Linked DNA regions of Homo sapiens: region 2 is linked to region 1. The links are chromatin loops, found by intact Hi-C in ENCODE. Cell type or tissue: heart left ventricle. All regions are shown on one strand. Links, peaks and the distances in the headings refer to the core of each region. The heading gives the core; the rest is flanking DNA. Region 1 overlaps MPPED2 (metallophosphoesterase domain containing 2). Region 2 has its middle 72 kb from the start of ARL14EP.

The links. A loop is a pair of places that touch in the nucleus more often than their neighbours do. Peaks named below come from ENCODE experiments on the same cell type or tissue, not always from the same donor. Only the 100,000 strongest peaks of a DNase experiment are listed, where the experiment ranks them.
Region 2: a loop joins it to region 1, with 1.8 times the contacts of the local background. A loop is called at or near these places in 1 of 110 quality-filtered maps.

The regions. Positions count from the first base shown.
Region 1 is chr11:30,450,491-30,457,837 of GRCh38, forward strand. All of the region lies in intron 4 of MPPED2 (metallophosphoesterase domain containing 2), which reads right to left. Among named protein-coding and RNA genes, the nearest start is that of MPPED2-AS1, 130 kb to the right of the region's middle. In heart left ventricle, for the core only: no CTCF peak of the experiment used is centred there; no DNase peak of the experiment used is centred there; H3K27ac peaks cover 310 bases.
Region 2 is chr11:30,391,441-30,398,787 of GRCh38, forward strand. It overlaps a transcript of MPPED2 not described here. Among named protein-coding and RNA genes, the nearest start is that of ARL14EP, 72 kb to the left of the region's middle. In heart left ventricle, for the core only: no CTCF peak of the experiment used is centred there; no DNase peak of the experiment used is centred there.

The DNA of each region.
Region 1 (7,347 bases), core at 2,347-6,346:
CAACTTGGAGAAGTGAAGTAAACCACTGATAACCAGAATTGAGCAAATGGGGGAACTGGGATTTTTGACAATAGCTGACTCTGGTTCCAAAACCTGCATTCATAGGATAAGCAATATGGCCACTCCTAGGTGCTTCTAAACACCCTATAAACAAATTCACAGAAAAATAATAGCTGCATATGTGAACTTCCTAGGGGCCTGTTCAGCACCCAAGTTTTATATTTAAGAGTTTAACAGCATATGTTTTAGTGGAGTTTTCCAGTTTGTACAGCATTTCCACATTAAATGACACATTTTAACCTCAGAGAAACTCTGTATCGGGTACAGATAGATTATTAGCCCCCTTTTTCAGAAGAAGTAATAAGCTCAGAGGAGATCTGGCTCAGGGCCACACAGCCAGTAAACAGTAAAAATACTGAACCCGATCTCATAGGCTCTCTGGCTTCCCAGTATTATTTAATTTTTGCATTTAAAGGATTCATAAACTATCCCAGTGGATCCATGGGAAATAATCTGTGAGCACAATTGTATCATGAGACATGAGAGCAACAGCTTGGTGTGGTGACAAGAGCCACGTGGCTTCTTCATGCTAGCGTCACCCCTAACTAGCTGTAGGGGTCTGGGCAAATCGGTTCCCCTCTCTGGGACTAGACTTCTTTCTCTGTAAAGATGAGGATGGGGACTTTGACTACATGATCTATAAGCTGTCTTCCAGCTTTGAAACTCAATGTGAAGCTGTATCTCACCCCCTTATTTTTTTCTCCTTTTGGGCTTCCCTTCTTCACCTTTTAGCTGCTTTTGTTACATTCGAGGATTAGATGTCACAAAGCTTAGGCCCCTCTTGTCTAAGGACCTTGGCTGTCAAGACTTAGAAATGCAATTCCCACTGCTAACCTGGCCCCCCTGCAGTTTGAAGTGAGAGCTCAGACTGAGGGATGTGGTCTTTGCCAGAGGCAATATTTGTTATGATAGATAATGAAGATTCCAAATGCCCAGTGTCCTCTTATTTATCATTCAAACCTGGCTGATTCAAAGATTTTGCTAATAAGGAATCTTTAGGGCCAGAAGTACAATCTATTTGGAATCTCAGGAACCCCACCACTACCACCCTCACTCTCACTCCATGGGAGACGTTATTTTAATGATAAAAGAAGCCTGTATTTCAAATGTTCACTTAACTTTTACTATTTCCTTGTGTATTTCAAAAACATTAGAGAAACTTTTGAAAGAATACAACTGTTTTCTGCTGTAGGACTCATTATTATGCAATTTGAGGGGTGGGAGGGGACATTTTCAGGTGTCTGCGAATGACTGCAGATTAATTTCACTGACTGACAGGCTGCGGTGGGAAGTCAGCTGGAGATCTGGAGACAGCAGACCTATGCCCTAGTTCCAGCTCAATGCAATTGTGGGCAAGTCATTTAACCTTGATTTCTTAAATTGAGAATGGAATCACACCAATTAATTCGGCCTCAAAGAAATGTGGGAAGTAGGAGGGAGCCGTAAAACGATTCCCATTTCCTGCCTCTTCTCATTTTGCCCTTTTTGTTCACTTAATGCTGCCCAAAGCCACCTCAGCTTCACTTGTGGTCACTGTGGAAAGAAAGCAGAAAGCAGATTATTTCTCTTCTCTACTTAAAAATCTTCAAGGGCTTCTCACTGCCTAAGACTAAACTCCAAATTCTTGAGCTCCAAACAGAATCCTCCCTGCACCCAGCACTCTGGCTGCACTGACCCCTATGTGCCCTTTCCCCTTTCACCTCAGTCACCTTGATCTTGTTTCCTGTTCAGAAGGCCTTCCCTCTAGCACTGCCAAGGGTCCACAGTTGAGTCATCCTTCAAGATCTGGCTTAAACACGATCGTGTCTGTGGGCCCTGCCCAGGCCCATCCTGTGGCACCCATACCTTCTCCATTCCCACAGCACTCTGACTTTCCTTCAGGCGGTTCCTGCAGTTTTGTAATTCATGATGTTTCTGTGTTCCCTCTGCCTCACTACATCAGTATTTCTCTTGAGGTTTTTCGCATCAAAATCACTGCAGTGTTTGTGAGAAATGAAGATTTTGGGGTCCAACTCGAACTTACTAAGTCACACCTCTGGGGGTAAGGTATGTACTGCACACGCTAAAGCTTGAGAATGACTGCACTGGTTCATGAGCTCTGGAGTGGCAGGATTATGCCTGATTCACTGTTGTGCATCCAGATCTGTATCCTTTTCTTGAAAAAGCTGCCTTTGGTTGTCTTGAGAAAGATATTCTGTCTAGCAGTGTGAGGATACAGAAACCACTATTAGGATAAAAGAGCTAAGAGAGCATCGCTAAGTTTCTCTGCCAACATTATTCTACGTGGCTCTGCAAAAAGGATGGTGGAAACTTACAGCAAAAGAGGGATCTGGGAAAAAAAAAAGAGCCTTGGTGGGGGCAGCTAAAGATGGAGACATTGCAGAAAGGGCCCTTCTAGCTAAGAATGCCCAGCACATACTGCACCTTGCCCAAATGTGACTTCCTGATGAAGTTAGCAGGCATTTGCTGCAAGGATGCAAAATGAGTTATGTGCAGTGAGCATTGAAGGCAAACACAACCCTTGAACTTTTCTTCCCCCACTGAGAACATTAAATAAATATAAAAGACTAATCTCTCAGCAGCTAAAATTAAGCCTCTGGTGACCACCAAAATAGAAGCAACAGATTCCCTAAGACCTTGTGAGTTCGGGGTTCAAGCCTAAAGGGATACACTGTTATGTCAAATTGAAGACTCAGTCGAAGAAGACTCCACACCTCTAAAGCGTTCCAGGTTCAGAAAGATACTAAGGAAACTGCAGATGTGGATGGGTTGCCTCTAGATCATCTATTGGCTCTCAAGCTATCCTTCAATTTAGTCTTTTTCAACACTGATCTCTTTGAATTGAGGCTTTCCAGGAGCCCTAGCAAAATGAAGACGGAGACCACTTTATTTTATTTCTGGGACAATCAAATTTCTCTCCAATAGGGCAATTTCAAGACTGCCTGTTTTTGTAAATAGTGTACTGCAACCCCAGTGGTTAACGCCAAGCCCTACGTACCTACTTCTGGCTGCGTATGGAGACGTTCTCTCTGAATTCATTTCCTTAGACATTGGGGAAATAACTGATTTTTCCTTCCCATGGGGAAAATTGAATGCACAAGAATTTCTGGTCATTTTCTACAGTTTGTTCTGTGATTTCAAAATGGTAGATCTCATTGAACACTGATAAGATCAAGCAAAGAAGACTGGCTCTGTTTCCCCACTTGGCTTGAAAGGGCAAATGCCCTCCTGCTATGTCTAACTTGATTACTCTCTTCAAAGGCTGGCCAGGAATCTCAGACTAAGTCTTTCTGAGGCTGGCTTTGCCCTCCTTGAGGAGGGGACTGGGACCACATTTGAATGGCATTCACATGCAGCAGCAGGTATGAACAAGGAGGCTTTGAGGGCTCCAGGTGTGGCTGTGATATACAAAGGAGTTCTGGGGAGTGTCGTCTCTTTCCCAAAGAAGTCATCTCTGATCTTGTCATCTCCTGGCCACACACCCTTGTTTCATGCATTCCTCTGAGCAAACAACAACTTCCTCAAAAGATTCATTTAAAAGGGAGGGGGCTTCTTTTTACCTTGGCAAGGAGACTATTGTTGCTTGAAAACAAAAGGAATCTGCACCTTAATCCTGATGACATTTCTATAGGAACCTTATTTACAGTATGTCAAAATCCCGTTCTGCTCTTACAGCCTCATTAAATCTAAGCCTCATTTAACTAGTAGGACATTTTTACAATGGGTTTACTGGCGTACTGTGATAAATGGCTGTCTAACATCCTTCAACAATAGCCGGGCTACAGCCATAACCACGATGTGTATAAACACTACATCAGTTTAACAATACACAGTGCTGAATAGCAGGAAGTGAAGGCAAACATTTTCCCCGAGCATTTTTTGTATGTGTGGGGGTGGAAATAAAAGAAAAAAAATCACCAGAGGAAAAAAAATTATAAATTTTTTTTTACAAGTTTAATGTTTCTGCTGAGGATAATAAAGATGGCCTTTGAAAGTCATGACCTAGTTTAAAAAAAAAGTTGCCTGAAATTTGATAATTTGATCCCTGAAACATAAAAAGCGTTTGCAATAGAATGAAAATGACCCTGTTCTCTCTCCTTTTTAAAAAATCCTGTATCTGAAAAATGAATAGAATGGTGTGTGAATATATGCAGCTCACCCTTCTAGAGCTGAAATCCTGCTTGCTTATTCAAGAATATGGGTTAGGTTGCTGGGCAAATCAAAACAACTAGTGCTGGGCCAGATTCTGAAGACCAAAGCACTTAAAAAAAATCAGAGAGCCTATAAGCTCTTCATTTTTTATTCTGTGATAGAGAATCTAGCGATCATATTCCTATTCAAGACTGTTAGGGCCTCTTTCAGGTAGTTGTCAGTGCCAAAGGGTGGAGAAGCATAAGGTTTCCTAAATTAGAGAAGAAACTTAAATGTACTCAACACATTTAGATCCTGCCTGGATTTTCACTAGCCTCTGATTTAATTCCACACCAAATGCTACTGCATAACTGGACAGAGCAAAGCCTCTAGTATTTACACTGGAGGCTAAGGTCTGACATTCTGTCTAAATGAAATTTCCCAGTTGTCCCAAGAAGTTTTTACCTTGTTTCCATGCTAGCAGTTTGAAACGTCACTACATATTGCTGCAATGACAGGTGAGCAAAAACCAACCCTGGCTTGGCTGGTGCTCAGAGCAAACAGGCCTGGGAACCAGCCTACTGTTTTCTGCCCCATTCCTGCTGAGGCACTGGCCCATACTCTGTCCCACCAACCAACATCGCCAAGGGGGCCCACAAGCTCTGCCAGTGACCCTGTCAAAAGGCCAGTTAGCAGGGACTACAAGCAATTATCATGGAAAAGAGAAGACACTTGATCTCTCCTCTCTTTCTCTTTGTGCTTTAAGAAAAAAGGCTGCCTTCTGGAGTGAATTTTGGCAATAGTTCTATTTTTATTATTAAAATATACATTTGAAGCATAAAAGGTGTTTTCCATTCATACATTAAAAAGAAAAAGCTAAGTATATATCCTTATGTTACTCCAGCGCCCTTTGTTTTTTAATGCCAAAAGGTGGCTTCTACAACTTACGCTTTCCTCCCCATATGGGATGGTAGGCAACCAGAATTCATGCCTGTGCGCTTCATCAACGGTGTAAATCAATTAAGCATCCCGATTCTCCCCTGGAATGTGTCCCTTTCCAGATCAGCTTGGCTTAACATGATGAGGTATGGGAGCTCCCCACTCACAAAGGTAAAGAGCCCTCACCTGGGTAGTCCTACCATGCTCAGAACTGCCTCTGGGCACATGCAGCACTCGTTAACCTGACAGCCGTTCTGCTCTGCAAGATTGACATAGTGACGCTTTGACCAAGAGGCTCCATGACTCTGTTTCTCCACTCTAACACAGACAGGACGCTGCCCTGGGTAATGTTTCATCACAGCTTGCATTCAAAACCTCTGTGTCTTGCCTTTCAAGTACAGCATACTTTCTAAGAATTTCACTGTCTCTGCAGACATGTCTTTATTTGTCCTTTATAAATATTGCTTCTCTATGGAAAAGCTGCATTATATAAATAATGGAAGGAACCTACAGCCATTCCTTTAGTTTTGCTGGTCATTCTCAAAAATAAGGAATGAATGAAGAATCTGGGAAAATTCAACTGGAGAAGAGACGATTAAGGAAAATGCCAAGTTCCCTTTGACTATTTGAGGAGCTGTCTGACATGTGAACAAAGACATTAGATGGATGTGGGTTCAAAGAAAAGGGGTTTGAGTAGGACACATATCCTTAACTGATGAATGGTTCAGTTGAGGGGAATAAACACATGGCAATGAGCAGAAGAGGGACTGGTACCCAACCAACAAAAATCAATCTTGACCATATATGGGGTAACAGATGTTGGGGTCACATTCCATACATCACTTGGGCGGTAAAGCAGAGTTGATAAATTCATTCATTCTCATTTTCTTTCTCTCTTTCTCTGTGTTTCTCCCCAATCCTGTGTGTGTGCGTGTGTGTGTGTGTCTGTGTGTGTGTAGTACAGGACTGTTGTAGAGGAATCCATGTACTTGATGGTTAGATAAACTTTAAGCAATATTACAATCCTGATATTCTGTAACCCTAAGAATCAAATAGAAAGAGGACTAAAAAGAAGTAGCCTAGCACTCACTTTCTGTTTTTTAGCCCAGTTTTTTCTCATGGGTACAGAATATTCTGGACCTTTCCAGTGCCTTAAACAGTGCCATAATGGTTTCATATATAAGACCCTTTACACTAGCACTGTCTTTCCAGGAAGGTTAGGCTCTTAAAGCACTCCATGGGCACTAATTATTCATGCAATCATACAGCTAGCAATAAGAACAAAAATGGTTTGGAATGACAAATACTTCACAATAGGAACTAATTCACACCTGGAAAAAAGTGATCCGTATTCCTGTTAAAAATTAATACTTCATCAAGAGGAGTAAGCTATAGAGAGAAAATTCCATTCCTGGTGGGGGTCAATCTTCTTCTCACTCTTTCTTTGATAAATTTTCTTCTCTGTCCTTTCACTTATATGACTTCTGTTGGTCTGGGGAAAAAGCTTATCAGCATTTATGGAGTACAGCAACATGCTTTGAGAATGCACATCCAGCAATGTTCCCTGGACATGTTCTAAAGGAACTCTGAGAACAAGAAAAAGTGGAGACACAATAAGGGAGAGGTTTCCTGCCCTGGTCTGTGACAGGTTCCAATAATGAAGGGGCTGGATCCTTACTGATGTCATAAGCCCGTACTATAAAAGCTCAAAAAGAGCTTCGCATTTATAGATGAGTCTGGCATTTTGACTTCCTAATTTTCCAAAAAAAAAAAAAAAACAGTTCCTTCTTTTTAAATTGCTGAAAGCTGATATCGCAAGAAGCTTAAAATTACCCCCTTTGTATTTTCAAATTGTTGGTATGTGTCCCAAGTTTGCAAAGTTTCAAACTCTAATAATACCAACAAGTAAAGAAAGATCCATGAGCTGGTATTTACTTGGTGCCCATTAAATTCCAGGAATCGTTACATGTAAGATCGTATTTAATCCACAAACTAGTTATTTCACAACCTTTATGTTGATAAGGCTCAGAGAGGTAAGGTAACCTGCCTAGGGTTCCACAGTTAATAAATTCCCAAACCAGGATTTGAACATAGTTCGGAGTGCAAAGGTCATGCCCTTTCAAGTACACTGCAAAAAAGTTCACAATATATGCTGTTTGGGTATTCTAGAATTAGTAACAAGAGTCATCTGGGGTTTACTTGTGGCCAGCCAAACTC
Region 2 (7,347 bases), core at 1,780-5,779, 60 kb before region 1:
TCTCTGAATGAAACAGTTGGTGGGATAGTGGGCTCTCACATAAAATTGCTTGGGTTCGCATCCTGGCTCTACCACATATTGCCTGTGATATATGAACAAGAATTCTCTAAGCCTCAATTTCCTTCTCTGTAAAATGGAATGATTGTGTATGTTTCTAAATGTTTAATCATATGTGTACATGTGTGGATTCAATAAGATCATGTCATTTTGCTTCAATGTCTGGCATTTATTAAGTCTTAACTATTAGTTCTCATTATTTTCCAATCAACATAGAAGCCAAACTGAAAAGTGTTGTTTGAAATGAATTTCATAATATATATTTATAGAATCAAATATCAATTTAAAAATGGAAAAATTCAACCTCCCCAGTTACCTTCACATCTAAAGCCCCAACATTAGGCTTTAAATTAATGTGATTCAGGAAGTCACATGAAAAGGGTCTGCATTTTCTAGTCACACCAACCTGGATGCTAATCCTGGCTCTGCCAGTTACTAAGTGTGTAATCCAGAGCAAATTACCTCTCTAAGCCTCAGTTTCCTCATCTGCAATGGTACATATAATAGTAGTACATATAACTACTTCAAAGAAGTAGTTGTGAGAATTAAGGTAATTATGTAAAGCACCTGGTGTATGGTAGGTGTTCAAACTATACTATTTCTCTTCCTTCCACTTTGAATTTCTAACTTCCCACTTGAGTTCAAATAACAAATTCAACAACATTTTTGAACACTGGCATGTAGAAGATAGCGATTGACTCCCCTCTAATGGTTTCTTTGTTTGATTTTGGGGTCTTTGCCAGAAGCCACAAAAAGAATAAGCCTTCTCTCTCTTGAAATGTCAAATGCTTTTTTGTCCTTATTGACTGTTCTCACCGGTCTGTCTCTTTAAGGAAAAGGCCCTGAACAGGCTGCTTACCCCATTAATACTAAAGGCTGTGAGTTTTTCAGTTCCACTGAACTCTGTGTGACCTTCGCAGACAATAATTACTTTAACATAGGGTTAGGCAACAGCAACAAACTTGTCTGAAAATAAGCCAGGGCTTAAAATACAACTTAACCTGGGAGATTTAAGCAGGTAAAGAAGATGGCTTCTCTCCGGAATTGCTTCTTGATTAATCACCCCATCTGAGGTCGTTGGAAAAATGACAGTTTTCAAACAGGGCTTTAAATGTCTCCTGCTCTACTTTTCTACCCTGGCAGAAAGCCAGTCCCTGCAAGCCACTGGTTCTTAAAGGGGACGGGTTCCCTTGGATTTCCCTGAGCTGGAGCTCAGGAGCATGAGATAGTAATGGATAGACAGATGGGAGAGAGTGTTCATGCTCCCCACTTAAGGTTTGCTCACCTCCAAGATAGACTCAAGGAGCAGTCACTGAACCAGGAGGAAGGAAGCAGCAATATCTGAGGAAGAAGTGCCTATTTTAAAATGTGCTCAGGGTTTAAGGCAAAGTGTGTCCACTAGCTTCTTTCCAAACACTTTATCCGGTATCTTGCCTTCTATGCTTGGGTCCTGGCATTTTGTCAGCTTGGTTCAAGTCTTCCCTCTGTTCCTCTTGCTGGCCTCTTTCCATCCTAGGGTTCTTCCCAGCCACTACTTCCCTGAACATTCACTCCTTGTATTTGGGAACCTTCAATTTGTGCCCAATCTGGAGATCACCTCTCATCGACAGTTGTTTCTCTTTCTCAAATTAACTATGAGTCATGTGGGTCAGAGTCTTGCCTCTCCACCACACCTGCTGGGTACTCAGGACATCACTGGAAGCCCACAGCCAGTGTCCCACCCTCTGTGTCCTTCCTAATAGACAACCCTATCTCTGCTCTCACTACATCCTGGATACAGTCTCTAATAGACAACCCTATCTCTGCTCTCACTACATCCTGGACAGTCTCTGTGGTCTTTAGATGACTTTGGCTTTATCATCCAGGCCTAAAGCATGCCTCCAACTCAAAGGATTTTCAGACCAGAGTTCCATCTTGGCCTTGGGTAAGAGATTTTCCATAGAAAATTCCCTTCCCTTTATCTCAAACCAAATCAGCTCTGTCCAGGGATGGTTTGGCACAACCTCCTGCAATTTCCTATCCTGCTTACCTGAGTATGTATACCATCTGACATAGTATATAGTTACTATTTATTATAATATAACCTCCCAGGAGTTTTTGTTATGTTTAGAACTTCATCCTCTGTGCCTAAAACAATGTGAACACATAGGTAGTGCTCAATAAACATTTGCCCAATAAATAATAAACAAATTATATTTAAGGACTCCCAGAGTTCTGGGGTGTTATGCCTTGTTTATCATAAGTTAGAATGGCTTCTTGCTGGGATCATTTTTCAAAATATGTTTAATTTTATCCTGTTTTTAAAGTTAATGTACAGTTAATCTGACTTGTTTTTGGTGTGCAGTTCTGAGTTTTAACACAGTATAGATTTGTGTAGCCACTACCACAATCGGGATACAAAACAATTTTGTCAGCCCCAAAAACTCCCCTGTGCTGCTCTTTTGTAGTCATGCTTTGCCCCCATCCTAACCCCTGGCAACCACTGATCAGTATAGTTTTGTTTTCTTCAGAATATCATACAAGTGGAATATATCTTTTGAGACTGTCTTCTTTCACTCAGCATAATGTCTTTGCGATTCATCCAGGCTGTTGTGTGTACCAATAGTTTGTTCCTTTTTATTACCAAGTAGTATTCCACTTTATGGATGTGCAACTGTTTGTTTATCCCTTTACCTGCTGAAGGATATTTGGATTGTTTCAGTTTTTGGTGATTATAAGTAGAGATACTATAAGCATTTGTATGCAGGTTTTTGAGTGAACATGAGTCATCATCTCTCTAGGGTAAATATTCAGAAGTGAGATTGCTAGATCATCTGTAAATGTATCTTTAAATTCATGAGAAACTGCTAAGCTGTGTTCCAGGAGGCTCTACCATTTTTCATTTCTATAAGTAATGCATGGGGATTCCAGTTGCTCTGCATCCTTGTCAGCACTTGATATTATCAGGCTTTTTTTTAAATGGCCATTTTAATAGGGATGTAATGTTATCTCATTGTGGTTTTAATTTGCATTTTCTTAGTAGCTAATAAGGTCGGAAATCTTTTCTTATGCTTATTTGCCATCCACAGATCCTCTTTGGTTATGTGTTTATTCAACTTTTTACCCATTTTTAATTTGGTTGAATTTTAAGACTTCTTTATATATTCTAGCTACAAGATCTTTGTTTGATATGTGATGTGAAAATATTTTCTCCCACTCTGTAATTTGTATTTTTATTTTTTAAATAGCATACTTCACAGAGCAAGTTTTAAATTTCAATGAAGTTCAACTTACAAATTTTTTTCTATCAGGTATTGTATTATTGGTGTCATATGTAAGAACTCTACCTCATTCCAAGTTATGAATATTTTCTCCTGTTTTCTAGATTTATGCTTTACATTTAGATAATCCCTTTTGAGACAACTTACTTTTTTCTGCATGTGAAGTTAAATTGTTCAACACCATTTCTTTAAAAGACTGGACTTTCTTCTTTGAATTGTCTTTGCACCTTTTTCAAAAACCAATTCGTCATACTTGTGTGGCTTTATTTCTGGAATTTCTATTCTACTCCACTGCAGTATGTGTTTATCCCTTCACCAGTACCATAGTATCTTGATTAATGTGTATTTATCATAATTGTTCAAGTAGCATGAAGCCTCCAACTTTGTTTCTGAATCATTTTCTAACCACTATCATCCTGTGCTACAAAAGGAGAAGGAGAATGTGAAGAGAAAAATGGGCTTTTATTGAGTACTATGTGATAGCTAATGGACCATGGGGATTTACAGTATCATTTAGTTTTTAAAATAGTATATTCCAGGTCAGTACTATTTTCCCATTTTTGAAGATAAGATAACTGAACCCCAGATAATTTTAATAACATACCCAAGCCTACTTAGTTAATATAAGCCAGAGTTAGGACTCAATCCTAGGTCAGGTCAGGCTGACCCTCAAGTTCATAACCTTCCTACTACACAATGGTTCATGTCAACTCTTCTGGATTCTGGGGATATGGAGTAGACCTAAGAATACCTTGGATGCTCTGCATGGATTCAATTTTTCAAAAATCATTTATATTAGAAAGAAGCCTCTCATGAGTTCCCAAAGGATATTGTTCCCATGGTTGAGATGCAAACATATTCCTATTTATACAGTCTGAACAGACGGCTTAGTTTGGCCTCTTAAAAATACAGTGGTGAGTTAATAATCTAAGAGTAGATTGTCACACTGGCTACAGGAAGATAAATAATCAAGGATTATAAGTCTTTAATTTAATATAACTTATTCTCATTAATTAAATGCCAATTACCTGCTTGTCTTTCCTGGGAACTGGCCTTTGCAATCAATCTTTTCAGAAACGTTGTACACACATGTTCACGGAGGTATTAATATCACTCTCAAGATTTACAGGCACTGGACTCTTTGGCTTAAACCATCCTCAAACACTCTACACTGTAACCGCAGATAATCGTCATAAATTTCCTGATCTTTGACCTAACCGGTTCTTAAATTTCCATTCCCTAACGGGCTTGAGGAGATCGTATTTATCATACTGAGATGCTTGCTTTTAAGGACAACGCATTCCAGCAAGGCTCTGGATTTCAGATCTCTGATCCATCCTCCTACCTTGGGCTTTTGCTATTCACAACAGATGAGAATCCTTGGGGACTAAGAAAGGAACACTGTCCTCTGACTCCCCTGTGCAGGGACATAAAGCAAAATCATTCATTCATGGACAATATAACCTTGCAAAATATCTGGAGCAACTTGACCCCTCAGAAGCCTTTTGAATGCCCCACCTGCACTGATTTAAGCATTCAATGGCAGCAAATATCCACTGCTAAATATATTCCCACTCCAGCCTTTAGCAGCTGCCTGTATATACCTGCAGTTTTTCTTAAATTTCTTACCCTCTAGACTGCTTATTTCTTATGCTTAGACATAACTATACATTTTATGGTTGCTGTACATTTAAGTCTTGAAAGTTGTTGGTAGTTTGTGTTGCAGAACTGGTCTGGAATATGTGCCTTCTAATTCCATATTTCAGCTCAATGAAACAAGGAGAAAGAGAAGGAAACCAAATTTAATTAAGGAAAACCCAGGTTTACTTGCAAGCTCATAGTCACACCTTCCTACATCTGATCAGCTTCCACTCTTTTTTTCCCATAATTTCAATTTAGGTGCCTGAATAGAATTATCTCCATTTGAACCATGAGTTTGAATGCTCTTTTTTCAGTTTATTTTTAAAAATTAAAATAGTAATGCATACACATGCAAACTAGAATTCATAAAGTGTAGAAAAATAGAAAGGGAAAGTAAAATTCTTCCATTTCTTGTCCCAATCCTGGGGCAACTACTTTAGCAGCAATTAAAATTTACATGGTATGTTTATGCCTCAATTTCTGGATATATCAAATTAGGTAGTAACTAGTGATTCCCTGCAAAGAAAGACAAGACCACTAATATGCTCAATCTTCTATCTCTCTTCTTTATTCCTATATGTCACCCCTAATTTTTGTTAGGTATATTGTTATTGTCACATTTTCAAGGCTTATATTCTGTTCTGTAAGTGTAATTCAGTTTTAGTGCTTTGTATGTAAATTGTAACATTAAAAACCAACAATATTGTGGGTTGTGATTCAGAAAATATTATTTACTGTGAAATAAACTAATGTAATTAAGAGAAGTATAGAAGTTAAACCCTTAAAAGAGAAATTTCTAAGTTTCTCAAATGGATCCTCTTCCTTTTCTACCTTCTTTTCCATTTTCTGAGTCATACTTATCAGCCACTATTTCTTGTATGCTAGTTTGTTTTTCACTTTGGATCTTGTTATAAGTTTTCTGGAGCAACTCCTCTAGTAAATTTCATATGGAGTACACAGGTGGTAAGCATACTATAGTTCTTACATATTCAATAATGTATTTATTTTGCTGTTAAATTTGGTTGATATTCGTTGACTTCGTAATCATTAGGACTCAATTATCTAATTTTGGCGATACAAACTATAACATTGACTTAACTGTTTCACTGACTGCTCTAAGTTCATCGGATTGTTCTGAGATTCAAGGAAGATAAGTCATAAAACAACCACTGACATTCATAAAAGGTCTATATAAATGCTTGATAGTAGTAGCTCACATGTGTCAGGTACCATGCTAGGCAATTTACATTTGTTTTCTCACTGACTTCTTTCAACAATCCTGTAAGATCAGTACACTTATCACTCCCATTTTAATGATGAAGAAACAGGCTCCAAGAGATTAAGTAATTTGATCAATAAACACCTCACTAGCTAGTGGGGAGTAGAGTCTTGTCCTGCTGTTTTAACAAATCCCATGTTAAAAATATGATACTAAAAATGAAAGCTGTTTACCACCATTATCATCATCTGAGGTTCATTTTTTCAACCATGTACCCTGTGAACTGACAACCTTGTAATTAAAAATCAGTCTATTATGGGTCTTTAATGTAGACCAAACATCTTGCAAGATCTCTTAGCTTGACCAATTCCTTCCTTGACTTTGACCAATTCATTTCTCCAATTTGTAGGAAACAAAAGAAACTGGGATGGAGATTTGGTATTAAGTCATTATCCTTGCAGATAAACATGGTACTAATGATTCCTATCAGTACCTCAAGGGCTATGAATTATCACAGCTTTTTCTTCTTCCATAGCAGAGTTAAATTTGCCTCAATTCACTCATATTCTTTCAGCCAATCTCCACAGTCATGCTAATGAGTTACTAAGTGATAGGGCTGAAATTGTTTGGGACTGTGGATAAGAATAATGAATAATGAATAATGTTTATGAGATTCACCCTCAAAACTTGTCCTCATTAACACACTACTCTGACCCAAACTCTACCTACCCCACTCATTCCCATAAAGGGGTAGCTTTAGATCTCACCTTACTGGGGTTACCGTTTATTAGATCGGGGTGAACACATGACCTGGGGGTACCATTCATTCACTAGAAGAAAGCTGATCAGATGATTTTTTTACTAAGCTGATCAGATGGTCAGATGATTTTTTACTAAGAATCAGATAGAAGGTCCATGAACAACTACTGAGATTACATGAGGCTACTAAGTTGCCTGAAGATTCTTGGTTCTTTCCCTCTCTGGGCTTCTTGTTTCTTGAAATTTATTATGTCTGTATCCTGTAACAAACCTCTCTTTTATTGATCAAATTGGAGTAAGTTTTAGTTCCTTGCAATCAAACATCACCCAGCCAAGAGAAAGCTTTTAAACTTTCCTTAATATCAGAAAAAAACTCTCTGGAAGTACAAATATGCCAAAGTCCATCCAGTA